Linked DNA regions of Homo sapiens: all the other regions are linked to region 2. The links are chromatin contacts, found by Hi-C or POLR2A ChIA-PET in ENCODE. All regions are on one chromosome and are shown on one strand. The core of a region is the stretch at or near the end of the contact, and the rest is flanking DNA. Distances in the headings are between cores, read along the strand shown.

Evidence for each region. A loop is a pair of places that touch in the nucleus more often than their neighbours do. ChIA-PET counts read pairs that join two places held with the same protein, here RNA polymerase II (POLR2A). Pooled maps may share reads with other maps.
Region 1: a loop to region 2 is called in a map of CD8-positive, alpha-beta T cell, with 31 times the contacts of the local background. The contact joins the promoter of EARS2 here to the promoter of COQ7 in region 2. A Hi-C loop is called at or near these places in 1 of 168 maps with a recorded cell type or tissue (CD8-positive, alpha-beta T cell) and 4 of 50 pooled maps. POLR2A ChIA-PET finds 5 or more read pairs at or near these places in 1 of 52 experiments (CD4-positive, alpha-beta T cell).
Region 3: a pooled map shows a loop between it and region 2 (6-fold over the local background). The contact joins the promoter of COG7 here to the promoter of COQ7 in region 2. A Hi-C loop is called at or near these places in 5 of 50 pooled maps. POLR2A ChIA-PET finds 5 or more read pairs at or near these places in 2 of 52 experiments (activated naive CD4-positive, alpha-beta T cell and endothelial cell of umbilical vein).
Region 4: a loop to region 2 is called in a map of CD8-positive, alpha-beta T cell, with 33 times the contacts of the local background. The contact joins the promoter of EEF2K here to the promoter of COQ7 in region 2. A Hi-C loop is called at or near these places in 2 of 168 maps with a recorded cell type or tissue (CD8-positive, alpha-beta T cell and endothelial cell of umbilical vein) and 10 of 50 pooled maps. POLR2A ChIA-PET finds 5 or more read pairs at or near these places in 1 of 52 experiments (activated T-cell).

The regions. Positions count from the first base shown.
Region 1 is chr16:23,555,901-23,558,600 of GRCh38, forward strand. EARS2 (glutamyl-tRNA synthetase 2, mitochondrial) reads right to left here and starts at 1,450. Exons shown (of 9, transcript NM_001083614.2): 1 at 1,305-1,450. The coding sequence starts at 1,443. UBFD1 (ubiquitin family domain containing 1) reads left to right here and starts at 1,827. Exons shown (of 7, transcript NM_019116.3): 1 at 1,827-1,867; 2 at 2,050-2,379. The coding sequence starts at 1,843. RefSeq lists enhancers at 135-779, 1,140-1,419, 1,424-2,068, 1,610-1,809, 2,069-2,700 and silencers at 1,880-1,969, 2,070-2,249.
Region 2 is chr16:19,066,361-19,069,060 of GRCh38, forward strand. COQ7 (coenzyme Q7, hydroxylase) reads left to right here and starts at 1,254. Exons shown (of 6, transcript NM_016138.5): 1 at 1,254-1,377. The coding sequence starts at 1,305. COQ7-DT (COQ7 divergent transcript) reads right to left here and starts at 1,331. Exons shown (of 3, transcript NR_119381.1): 1 at 1,221-1,331. RefSeq lists a silencer at 1,278-1,437 and an enhancer at 1,468-1,617.
Region 3 is chr16:23,451,933-23,454,632 of GRCh38, forward strand. It overlaps COG7 (component of oligomeric golgi complex 7), which reads right to left and starts at 1,257. Exons shown (of 17, transcript NM_153603.4): 1 at 894-1,257. The coding sequence starts at 1,062. LOC124903667 (a long non-coding RNA gene) reads left to right here and starts at 811. Exons shown (of 2, transcript XR_007065030.1): 1 at 811-1,333. RefSeq lists enhancers at 917-1,246, 1,537-1,586.
Region 4 is chr16:22,204,935-22,207,634 of GRCh38, forward strand. EEF2K (eukaryotic elongation factor 2 kinase) reads left to right here and starts at 1,344. Exons shown (of 18, transcript NM_013302.5): 1 at 1,344-1,745. RefSeq lists silencers at 1,115-1,414, 1,575-1,844.

The sequences.
Region 1 (2,700 bases), core at 200-2,699, 4.5 Mb after region 2:
CATAGCAATCTGGCAGAATGATTTTACCTCTGCTAACCCAAATAAAATGAGATTGGTTTGTATTTTGGATGTTTTCAAAATTTTATTTTTCTGGTCATTATATTAATTTTGTGCAAATATTGATACACAATTGATTGGAAATTTAAAACCAGCACTTCCACAACAGATGGTTTGAAAGGCACTGCTCTAGGCTATACTGCCTGCCAGAAAGATCCTGTCATGTATAGCTGGGATTTTACTACAAAGATCTTTGTATGTTCATCCTGGGATTTGGGATGAGAGGCATACTCCGTGTAGAGAACGTAGAAGGTAGCCTTACTGGTGGGAACCAAAAGGCCCTGACGAGATCTCCAACAGGCTATACAATGGGCCTCTGTCACCCTCTAGCTTGCTAAGCTCCCAACAGCACTAGCACAGTGCCTTGGTACCTGCGATTTCCTCTACCCAGAAGGTTCCTTCTTTTTTGTTTTTGAGACACAGTTTCGCTCTTGTTGCCCAGGCTGGAGTGCAATGGCGCGATCTTGGCTCACCGCAATCTCCACCTCCTGCGTTCAAGCGATTCTCCTGCCTCAGCCTCCCAAGTAGCTGGGATTACAGGCATGCGCCACCATGCCCAGATAATTTTGTATTTTTAGTAGAGACAGGGCTTCACCATGTTGGTCAGACGGCTCTCAAGTGATCCACTTGACCTCAAGTGATGCACCCACCTCTGCCTCCCAAAGTGCTGGGATTACAAGCGTGAGCCACCGCGCCTGGCCTCCAGAAGGTTCCTTCTATAGGCTTCACATAGCGTGCTCCTTCTTGTCATTTGGATCTCAGCTCAAATGTTACCTGCTCAGTAAAGCCTTCTGGAGCGTCCTTCTTAATCCCCAGTCTCCTATCCTGTTTCACTTCCCGCATGGCACATGTGACTCTAAAATTACACTTATTTTTTATAAGTGTCTGCGGCAGCCACTAGAATGCAGACTTCCACAGAGCAAGGCCCCTACCTTTCTCAATGATCACTGTATCCCAGCGTCTACAACACCTGTTACACAGGTTGTCATCAATGCACATGTATGGAATGCATGAAAAAAAGATCGAAAGAGATGGGATGGCACAAAAAACACAAGAAACTCCTGGCAATTTGAATTATTTCCGCTCCTGCACCTCAGTTTCCGCCTCTGTAAAATGGGCTCGCGCTGCCTTAACCCTCCTCCGCCCGCCCACTCTGACACCACCGGAAAGGATTCATTCGGGAACATTCGTGGGGCGGAGACGGGACAGGGGGCCTCGGCCTGTAGCGTCACGTCCGCCAGGGTTACCTGTGGGGCTGGGAGCGAACCGCACTCGCACCGCAACCCCGGCATCAGTGCCCAGGTTGGCCTCGCGCCGTCCTACGGGGCGGCCAGAGGCCGCCGAAGGCCTCTCGCGCTGCAGCAGTCTCCTCAGGAGCGCCGCCATGTGGGATGGAATAGCACACGTGGGCTTCTCCCTGCGTCACTTCCGGGGACTGCTTCCAGCCAATCGGCCTCCGCCACAGCCAGCGCAGCCTTGCCCCTTAAAGTCACAGGCCCCCTAGCGCGAAATCCCACGCCCCCCTGGACGGCTGCGGCCGCACTCGCCACCAGGGGGCAGAGGCCAGAGAAAGGGCTATTTCCCGGACCCGCCCCCTTCAGCTTGGGAAAGCGAAAGCGTGGCAGGGGCCGGACCTGGGAGCGGAGGAGGCGGGTCTCCATAGAAACCTCCACCTGTTTCCGGCCGGGCTGTGAGAGATTAGGGGCTGCTGCGGGGGCCAATCTCAGCCAGCTCGCCTCTTCCCAGCGGCCTCTGCGGGAGCGGTGGGTGTTGTACACAATCATCATGGCGGCGGCCGGGGCCCCGGATGGTGAGTGCGGCGGGGGTGGCGGGCGCCGGGCCGGGGCTGAGGTTGCGGTCGCTCCTCTGGGGGATGCGGCCCGGCCCGGGAGGGAGAACCGCGGCTCGGGAACGGAGGTCCGGCGGCGCCCGGACAGCGTCCGTTCCCAAGCCCAGCCCGCGGCGAGCGCCCACCCCCTAACCCCCTTGCAGGCATGGAGGAACCTGGCATGGACACGGAGGCCGAGACTGTGGCTACTGAGGCTCCCGCGCGGCCCGTCAACTGCCTGGAGGCTGAAGCCGCGGCGGGGGCGGCGGCCGAGGACTCCGGCGCCGCACGAGGCAGCCTGCAGCCGGCCCCGGCCCAGCCCCCTGGGGACCCCGCAGCCCAGGCCTCGGTCAGCAACGGCGAAGACGCGGGCGGCGGCGCGGGCAGGGAGCTGGTGGACTTGAAGATCATCTGGAATAAGACCAAGCATGACGTGAAGTTCCCCCTGGACAGCACAGGCTCCGAGCTGAAACAGAAGATCCACTCGATTACAGGTAATTCCTGTGGCGCTGACAGCCAGTCTTCCCCACCCCGCCTCCTGATGGCCCTTGCACCCTACTAGGCACCTGGTGGCTTTCCTTGCATCAGGTCCCCCCATCCTTACAGCAGTCTTCTGAAGGATACTTGGATGCCCATTACTCAGCTGGGGAAAGAGACTCAAGTTTATAGAGCTAGTAAGTTGCAGAGCTGGGATTAAAGCCGAAGTCTGACGTTTAGGCCCCAGTTTCTCATTGATGTTGCTCTAACATCTCTAATTAAAAAATCACCTAAGGCGCTTGTTTTACAGCTTCTGGGCCCTTTCCCAGGAGATTCTG
Region 2 (2,700 bases), core at 4-2,503:
ACAGCAAAGGTTTTGAACATTTTAAGGCTTTTGAGCGCCAGATTCAGACACTCAGTAGTTTTACATGAGAGTGCTACAACATCCTCACTAAGTAGTATTTGGGTTCATCATAATTTTAAATTATTTTGGTGTGTCAATTTGAACACTAGAGTGATATAAAAACTAAAAACTTGAATTCAATAATTTTACAATTGTATTCCATCTTAAAATATTTTATGGTAAACTTGGATAAAGTATATAAATAATCCAAGGGTGTAAAGTAGAAAGTGAAAGCTCCCTTCTCCCAGTTCCAGCCCCCTGATGTTGCCAATATTAAACGTTGTATATCCTTGCAGACACGCATCTTTGATTTTTGCCCTCATGTACATTACTCATTTAAAAATTATTTCGTTGAGTAGATTCCTAAAAGTAAGACTGCTGTATTATATGATCTTTTTAAAGTATGTTGCTAAATTTCCCCTCCCTTCTCAAAAAATTCCAATTTGCACAAATATACATGCATACATGCACACAGTACATTAAGGTGGATACCAAGGATAAAACATGTTCTCTGTTTCTGAAAATAGAGAAAAGACCGGGAAGAAGTTTAAAGTTGGCTTTCAGCCCACCAATAGAGATAACACTATATAACACCATTAACCATGTGGTGCATGTAATTTAGATATACATATAATTTTATTTATTTATTTATTTTTCAGACAGGGCCCAGGCTAGAGTGCAGTGGCAGAATCACGGCTGACTGCAGCCTCGAGCTACCGGGCTCAAGCTATCCCCCCACCTCAGCCTCCCGAGTAGCTGGGACTACAGGTGTGCTCCACCAGACCCGGCTAATTTTTAAAATTATTTGTAGAGGCGGGGTCTCGCTATGTTGCCCAGGCTTACTATTTTAAAGTAGATGTAGGATACAAATAAAAAAAAAAATCTCCTTCCACGTAGGTAAAGCAGGAAATACCGTGCCTTGTTAATAAGTAATTCCCTCATGATCCTTTTCCCCAGGAACTTGGGTGAGAAATCATAACCTTGTCCTGATCTTTCTAAACAGCAATTTAGCATTTTCATCTCCCTGGCAACCCAAGGCGCCTTGGCCTTGGTCTTCCGAGTGATTGACAGTGACCCCACCCAATAAAATCTTTTTATTTGTCGTATCTAACCAATCTAACCCCTAGCGCAGAGCTAGGGGGCGTTCCCACCGGTGCGCGGGCGAGCTGAGCCTTCCTTACGTCTGCTGTGCGTCATCAGTCCGAGCCAAGGGCACTATTGGCCAGTTCCGTTCAACGAAGTGGTTGCTTTTTTTAGTTCCGGCAATGAGTTGCGCCGGGGCGGCGGCGGCTCCCCGCCTTTGGCGGCTGCGCCCGGGGGCCCGGCGGTCCCTCTCAGGTAAAAGGAGGCGCGCAGTCACAGTCCTGCGCCGGTCTAGCGAGCTAGGGAATTTTCGCTTGAGGTTTGGGTCGAAGAGGTCACGGGGGAGAGGTTCGTAACGTCACAGGCCTGCGACGGAGCGCGACTGCGTGACTTCGGCCTCCGGGGCGCTGGCGGGCGGGGCGGGGTCTGTAGTTAGCGGCGAGAGTGACAGGAGGACAGGGGTTGTTTCGGCAGTGACGCCTGGGGAGTGACGCAATTGCACCCCTGTGCAGTGATGTCACGGCAGGTGCGGCCAGCGTTCCGAGTCGAGGACAGTTGGCGACACTGAAAATTCAGCGTCTCCGGGAGTCTCTCTCTTTGTAGTCTTTGCCCAGGGCCTTGCCAGGCAAAGGGTAGCCCGACGACCAGCAGCCTCCGCTACTTCTGGGCGCTCGCTAGAAATACAGATTCTCGGGCCCCACCCCGACCTACTTGGTCGGTATCTGTGATCTGTGAACAGGACCTTTAGGTGATTTGCATGCACTGTAAACTGTGAAAGCCATCAGTGTAGTGGAAGGAGCATCGAATTTAGAGTAGAGAGACATGGTTTTGGACCCTGGTTCCTGCTTTCCTTGTTTCATCTGTGCTGCCTTAGAAAATTGTCATGAGCCCGGGCGCGGTGGCTCCGGCCTATAATCTCAGCACTTTGGGAGGCCGAGGCTGGAGGATCCCCTGAGGTCAGGAGTTTGAGACCAGCCTGGCCAACATGGTGAAACCCCGCCTCTACTAAAAATACAAAAATTTGCCAGGCGTGATGGCAGGTGCCTGTAATCCCAGCTACTCAGGAGGCTGAGACAGGAGAATCGCTTGAACCCGGGAGGCAGAGATTGCTTTGAGGCGAGATTGCACCACTGCACTGCAACCTGGGCGTCAGAGCGAGACTTTGTCTCCCCCGCGCAAAAAAAAAAAAAAAAAAGAAATTTCATGAAGTCGTTTTCTCAACGTTAAATTACCGTGTACCACTTTCGGGATTTTTGCCTAATGGCAGTACTGCTTGAACTTTTGATTACTAGATGTGTTTTTTTGTATAGCTATGTCCCATTTAAAAATTAAATTAATTTCCTTGAAACAAAATCCTTATGGTGAATGGGAAGCCAGTGCCACTTGCCACAAATGGGTGAGTAATCATTAAAAAAAAACAAACAAATTAAAAAGTTATGAAATTGTATTAAATACTGTCTTTCTGTTACAAAGGGGAAATTAGCAAGTGTTGGGAAAGTGTTAAGGCTATACCAGCTGTAAATGGAGTTATCTTCCTTAATGAAAGAGATTGCAAGAGATTTTGAAAGAGTACCCCTT
Region 3 (2,700 bases), core at 7-2,506, 4.4 Mb after region 2:
GTTTGGTACAAAACAGGCTCTTTAACTCTTTGAATAAACACCTCACAGACTCGTGCTCCTAGATTACAAAAAGTCAAAGCCAATTTTCTTTGACACTGGGCTCTTGACTCTGAGATTCAAGTCACTATAACAGAAACTGGAGTTGTTTTATCTTATATTCTGGAAGGTGCCTCAACAAAGACATGTTAAGAACTGGTTAAAACTTCTAGCATTTAAAAAGATCCATCTTGTCTTCCAGTGCCTATGGATAATAATAAAAAGGGAATCCCAGAGATCTGCTATTGAATTATTTAGAGAAGAGCTACTGCAATAAGATCCACTCTTTTAAGTTCCAAAAGGAAACTTCAGGCCAGATGTGGTGGCTCACAGGTATAATCACAGTACTTTGGGAGGCCAAGACTGGAAAACCCATTATGCCCAGGAATTTGAATTTGAGACCAGCCTGGCAACACAGTGAGATCCCATCTCTACAATTTTTTTTTTAAACAGAATTTGTGGGGCGCGGTGGCTCGCGCCTGTAGTCCTAGCGACTCGAGAGGCGAGAGGATCGCTTGAGTGCAGGAGTTCGAGGCTGCAGTGAGCTATGATCGAGCCACTGTAGAGAGACCCTGTTTCAAAAGAAAAAACAAAGAGAAAGAAAGAAAAGAAAAAGGAAACTTATAGCCCAGCCAGAGGAGGAAAAACAACACCCAAAATTAGCAAGTGTTCAAGACAGCCCGGCACCCAGCTGAGACTCCCGCTGACGTGATCAGGAGTTCGGGGCTTGCTCTTTTGCCGAGGGTATTTGCTGTCCATGCGTGCCCCGCCCACCTGAGTGCCTCACGCAAGTTCGGTGACCTCTGCCCAGCCGAGAGCAGGGGAGGGTCCCGCGGCCAGGGCCCCGAGCGGCTCACCCTCCACGGCGTGGTTCACCTCTTGGATGAACAGCTGCAGCTTCATCACCAGGGTGGCTGCGTGGCCATCCGCCTTCCCGGACGCCGCCTCCTTGGAGCCGGCCCTGAAGGCCGCATTGATCCACTCCTTCACGTCGAAGTCGTCTGCCAGGAACTTGGAGAAGTCCATGGCGGAACTGCCTCAGGCCTGGCGTCCAGAACTTAAGAGTTGGCTCCGGGCGGCAACGGGGATGCAGAAGCGAGCGAGCCTGCGAGAGCACCGAGGCTAGCCTCCGAGGCGAACCCCAGAAACGCCAGGACGGGTAACTTGCCCCTTTGCGCTTCCCCGCTCAGCGCACTCAGTTTGCGGCTGGGAATGACCCTCGCCGCCCGCCGTTCTTCTTCCGGAAGTCGTTGGCCGTTACCATAGTGACTGCAGGCGTCCGGAGCGCTGAGCAGAGGTGGGTGTGGGAAAACGCCCCGGACTGAGAGCTCCCGGCACCGACAAATATCCCATGTCTGCTAACATTTGCCGAGGACTAAACTATATGCTTACTATAAAGCCCTGACATACATTAGCGCATTTACGCGGTGGCTCGCGCCTGTAATCCCAGCTCTTTAGGAAGCTGACGCGGGAGAATCGCTTGAGGCCAGGAGTTCTAGGACAGCCTGGGCAACAGTGGAGCGCAGTGGGCAGCAATGGAGTGCAATTGAACGATCTCTGCTCACTACAGCCTCAAATTCCTGGGCAATTGAACGATCTCAGCTCACTGCAGCCTCAAATTTCTGGGCTCCAGCGATCCTCCCACCTCAGCCTCCAGAGTAGCTGGGACTACAGGCGCGCGACAACACGCCCGGCTATTTCTTTCTTTTTCTTTCTTTCTTTATTTTTTTCTGAGACGGAGTCTTGCTCTGTCGCCCAGGTTGGAGCGAAGTGACGCGATCTCGGCTCACTGCAACCTCCGCCTCCCAGGTTCAAGCGAGTGTCTTGCCTCAGCCTCCCGAGTAGCTGGGATTACAGGCGCGTGCCACCACGCCCGGCTACTTTTTGTATTATTAGTAGAGATGGGGTTTCACCACGCTGGCCAGGCTGGCCTCAAACTCCCAACCTCAGGTGATCCGCCTGCCTCGGCCTCCCAAAGTGTTGGGATCACAGGCGTGAGTCACCGCGCCTGGCCTAACTAATTATTTTCTTAATGATGTGTTTTGAGGTGCAGACCTTTTAAAGTTTGTTAAGTTCCTTATCACCTTTTTTTATGGATCATGCTTTTGGTGTTGCGGCTGAGAAATCTGTGCATAACCCATAATCACAAACAATTTCTCAGCCTGGGCAACATAGGAAGACCCCGTCTCTGCAAAAAAATTAAAAATTAGCTGAGTGTGGTGGCGCACACCTGTAGTCTCAGCTACTCGAGAGGCTGGGGTGAGAGGATTGCCTGAGCCCAGGAGGTCGAGGCTGCAGTGAGCTGTGATCACGCCACTGCACTCCAGCCTGGGTGACAGAGCGAGACCCTGTCTCGAAAAGAAAAGAAGAAAAGGTAGGGGAAGGTATGAGGGTATTCTTTAGGTTCTAAGTTTTTATGTTGTTTCAAGAGTGGGACCAACCCAAGGGGGAGGACAAGATGTCATCCTTGGAAACCCTACAGGGGACAGTTTTCCAGGTTGGCCTGCCATTGGGGTATGAGTGGCTGGCTGCCATCTCCAGGCCTGATAGTCACTCGTTTTTCATTGGCATCTCCCTTGGTTTGTCTCATTCTTCTGGGTTGAGTAGGTTTTAACTGGGGTAACCCTTCTGCTAGGAGTCCCAGTTATTTGGGGGGAGGGGAGA
Region 4 (2,700 bases), core at 94-2,593, 3.1 Mb after region 2:
AAAATAACTTGCCCAAGGGCCATAGAGCTTTAAGCAGTAGCGTCTTTTTTTTTTTTCCAATCTTGCTTTGGGCTTGGACAGACTAGTTCAGCATCTTTGATCTTCCCTTCCTGCCTGACGGCCCCAGGGTCAGAATTCCAGGTGCAATTTTGTCTTGCCAAAAGCTGGAGTTTACTCTCTTTGGGGTTTATAAATAAGGAAAAAAGTTCTTTGGAGAGCCTGAACTTTGAAATCAGAGAAGTCTGGATTTACTGCTGGCTCTGCCTTTTCTAGCTGCCTCACCTGGGGCATGTCATTATCTCTATAAGCCTCAGTTTTGTTCTTTTTTCTTTTTTATTTTTTTGTTTTTGTTTTTTTGCGACGGAGTCTCATTCCTTCACCCAGGCTGGAGTGTAGTGGCGCGATCTCGGCTCACTGCAACCTCTGCCTCCAGGGTTCAAGCGATTCTCGTGCCTCAGCCTCCAGAGTAGCTGGGACTACAGGCGCGCCCGGCTGCTTTTTTGTATTTTTACTAAAGACAGGGTTTTACCGTTTTGGCCAGGCTGGTCTCGAACTCCTGACCTCAGGTGATCTGCCGGCCTCGGCCTCCCAAAGTGCTGGGAAGATGGAATGAGAGAAATCCCTCAAAACATGTCATTGTTACTACTTTTCTATCTAGAATGTGTGAAATTTCTAAAATTTCACTAACAAAGTATCTGGAAGGACCTAATATTAAAGTGTTCACAGTAGCTATTAGTTTTAATTCGTTTTCTTTTTTATACCTTAGCCACTCTACCACTCATGCCACAGGTATTTATTAAGCATCTACTGTGTGCCACCCAGGCCCTGTGTCAAGAGTTAGGAATAACTAAAGGAGATACTAATTTTAAAACTACACAAATAATTGCAATCGTCATACGTGCCTGTTTTTACAAAGCAGAAATCAGGAAAAACAAAGTATTTCCGATAAAAAATATTTTAAGGTTATGGATAGAGATACATACAAACAAGCGATGGGCTTGGATCACTAATGATTTTGGAAAGGACAGGAATACAGGAACTAAGCGAGAAGCAGGCGAGAATGGCGAGGCGCGGCGGGAGAGGACGGAAGTTGGTCACTCCCTCGAATTGCCCCCTCGCTGCCGGATGCTAGGCCAGCCTTGAGCAGGAGAACCGGACACTGTGTACTCAGCAGGGGGAGCCAAGACTTAGCGCTAACCATTGCACCTGGGGCTGGGAGCCAGCGCCGGAGCCAGGAGGCCCGCTAGGCGGCTGCAGGCGCTGTGATGGCCACCTGGGGGCGGCCACGTGAGCGCCACGCCGTGCGCCCGCCAGGCCAGCCCCGCCCCTGCCCGCCCGCTTCTGCTCAACCTAGACCAGCCCCAGCTTCAGCCTCAGCTCCCCTCCTTCCTGGATCGAGCGCCCGCACTCCCGGCCCTGCAGCCACCCGAGTCCCGCTCGCTGTCGCCTGCACGCGAGTCCCCCCTGGCACGCGCTCCCACATCCCGGGATCGTCCCAACGGCCCCTGCGCCCTTCCTGGGATCACTCCGACTGCCCCGCGCGCCCTGGGATCGGTCCATCTACCCCGCGTGGCCCCAGCTGCTTGCCCGGAGCGCCAGCTAGCGCTCCCCGCTCTCCGCTCCCCGGCACTCTCGGGGGGCCCGCCCGCCCTGCACCCTGGAGCTCCGGGCCGCGAGCCTCTGCCAACTCCTCTGGACCCTCGCGGCCGTGGGCAGCGGCTGCCGCGCCTGTCTGCCCGAGGGAGGTAGGTGTGGACCGCGGCCGGCAAGGCTGTGGGGGGCTGGGAGCCCGCGCTGCAGGCCTGTGCGCCCGGGTGCAGCTGGCGTCTGGAGCGTGCTGGGTCTGGGCTTGGGAATGGGGCCGGAGAAGGCATGGAAGGAGAGTGTGGGGGCGCTTCTCCTCTGGTTGTTAAACTCTCTGGGGCTAAGTGCTTGCTTTGGAGAAATGGGGAAGTTGTGCGGATTAAAGGCGATGTGGATATGGAAAGCAATTGGCAAGCAATGGGCGGTGATCTGGCTGCAAGTGACAGAGAGTTTGGGGGCCTCCCCCCTCGGGGCCCCTAGAGTGTGGGCGCATCGCTGCCTTCCTGTCCCCTGCAGGGCTCAGAGCCGCATCCCCCACCTTTCCCCTGAACTAGAGGCCTGCGTCAGCCCGAATTCCCGGAACCTCCAGGACTGTATAGACGCGCCCTTGCTGCATTGTTGGCTGCGGGAGTTTGTTGGCAGGCGCTGCTGACATGTGTGCCAAGGGGCTGGGCATTAATAAGCCGGTGGCCGCGCGGGGGTGGGGGCCTCCCGGGTAAGCCCCGGCCTAGATCCTTTTGCGCGCGCCTGGGGGATTTCGGGGAACCAGCCCAGCTGCGCCCTGAGTGTGACAGATGGGCCGCATGGGGAAGTGAGATCTGCCCAGGGGGACGGTCCCAGGGAGCCCGACCTCTGGGACCTCGGTGGTGGGTGCTTCTTCAGCCAGGAAAGCAGGAAACACTAGGGCTGGAGTCCTGGGTTGGAATTCTAGCTCATTTATGCTCTCTGGCCCTCGGTTTTCTCATCGGTAAAATGGGTACAGTATTAGTATCTACCACTTAGTATCCTTGGAAAGAGTAGATGAGTATGTATATGTCAGGTGCTTGGAACAGTGCCTGGCACACAGTGTCATAGTCTATGGCCCCGGGAGACATCTGATGGCCAAGAGCCCTGTGG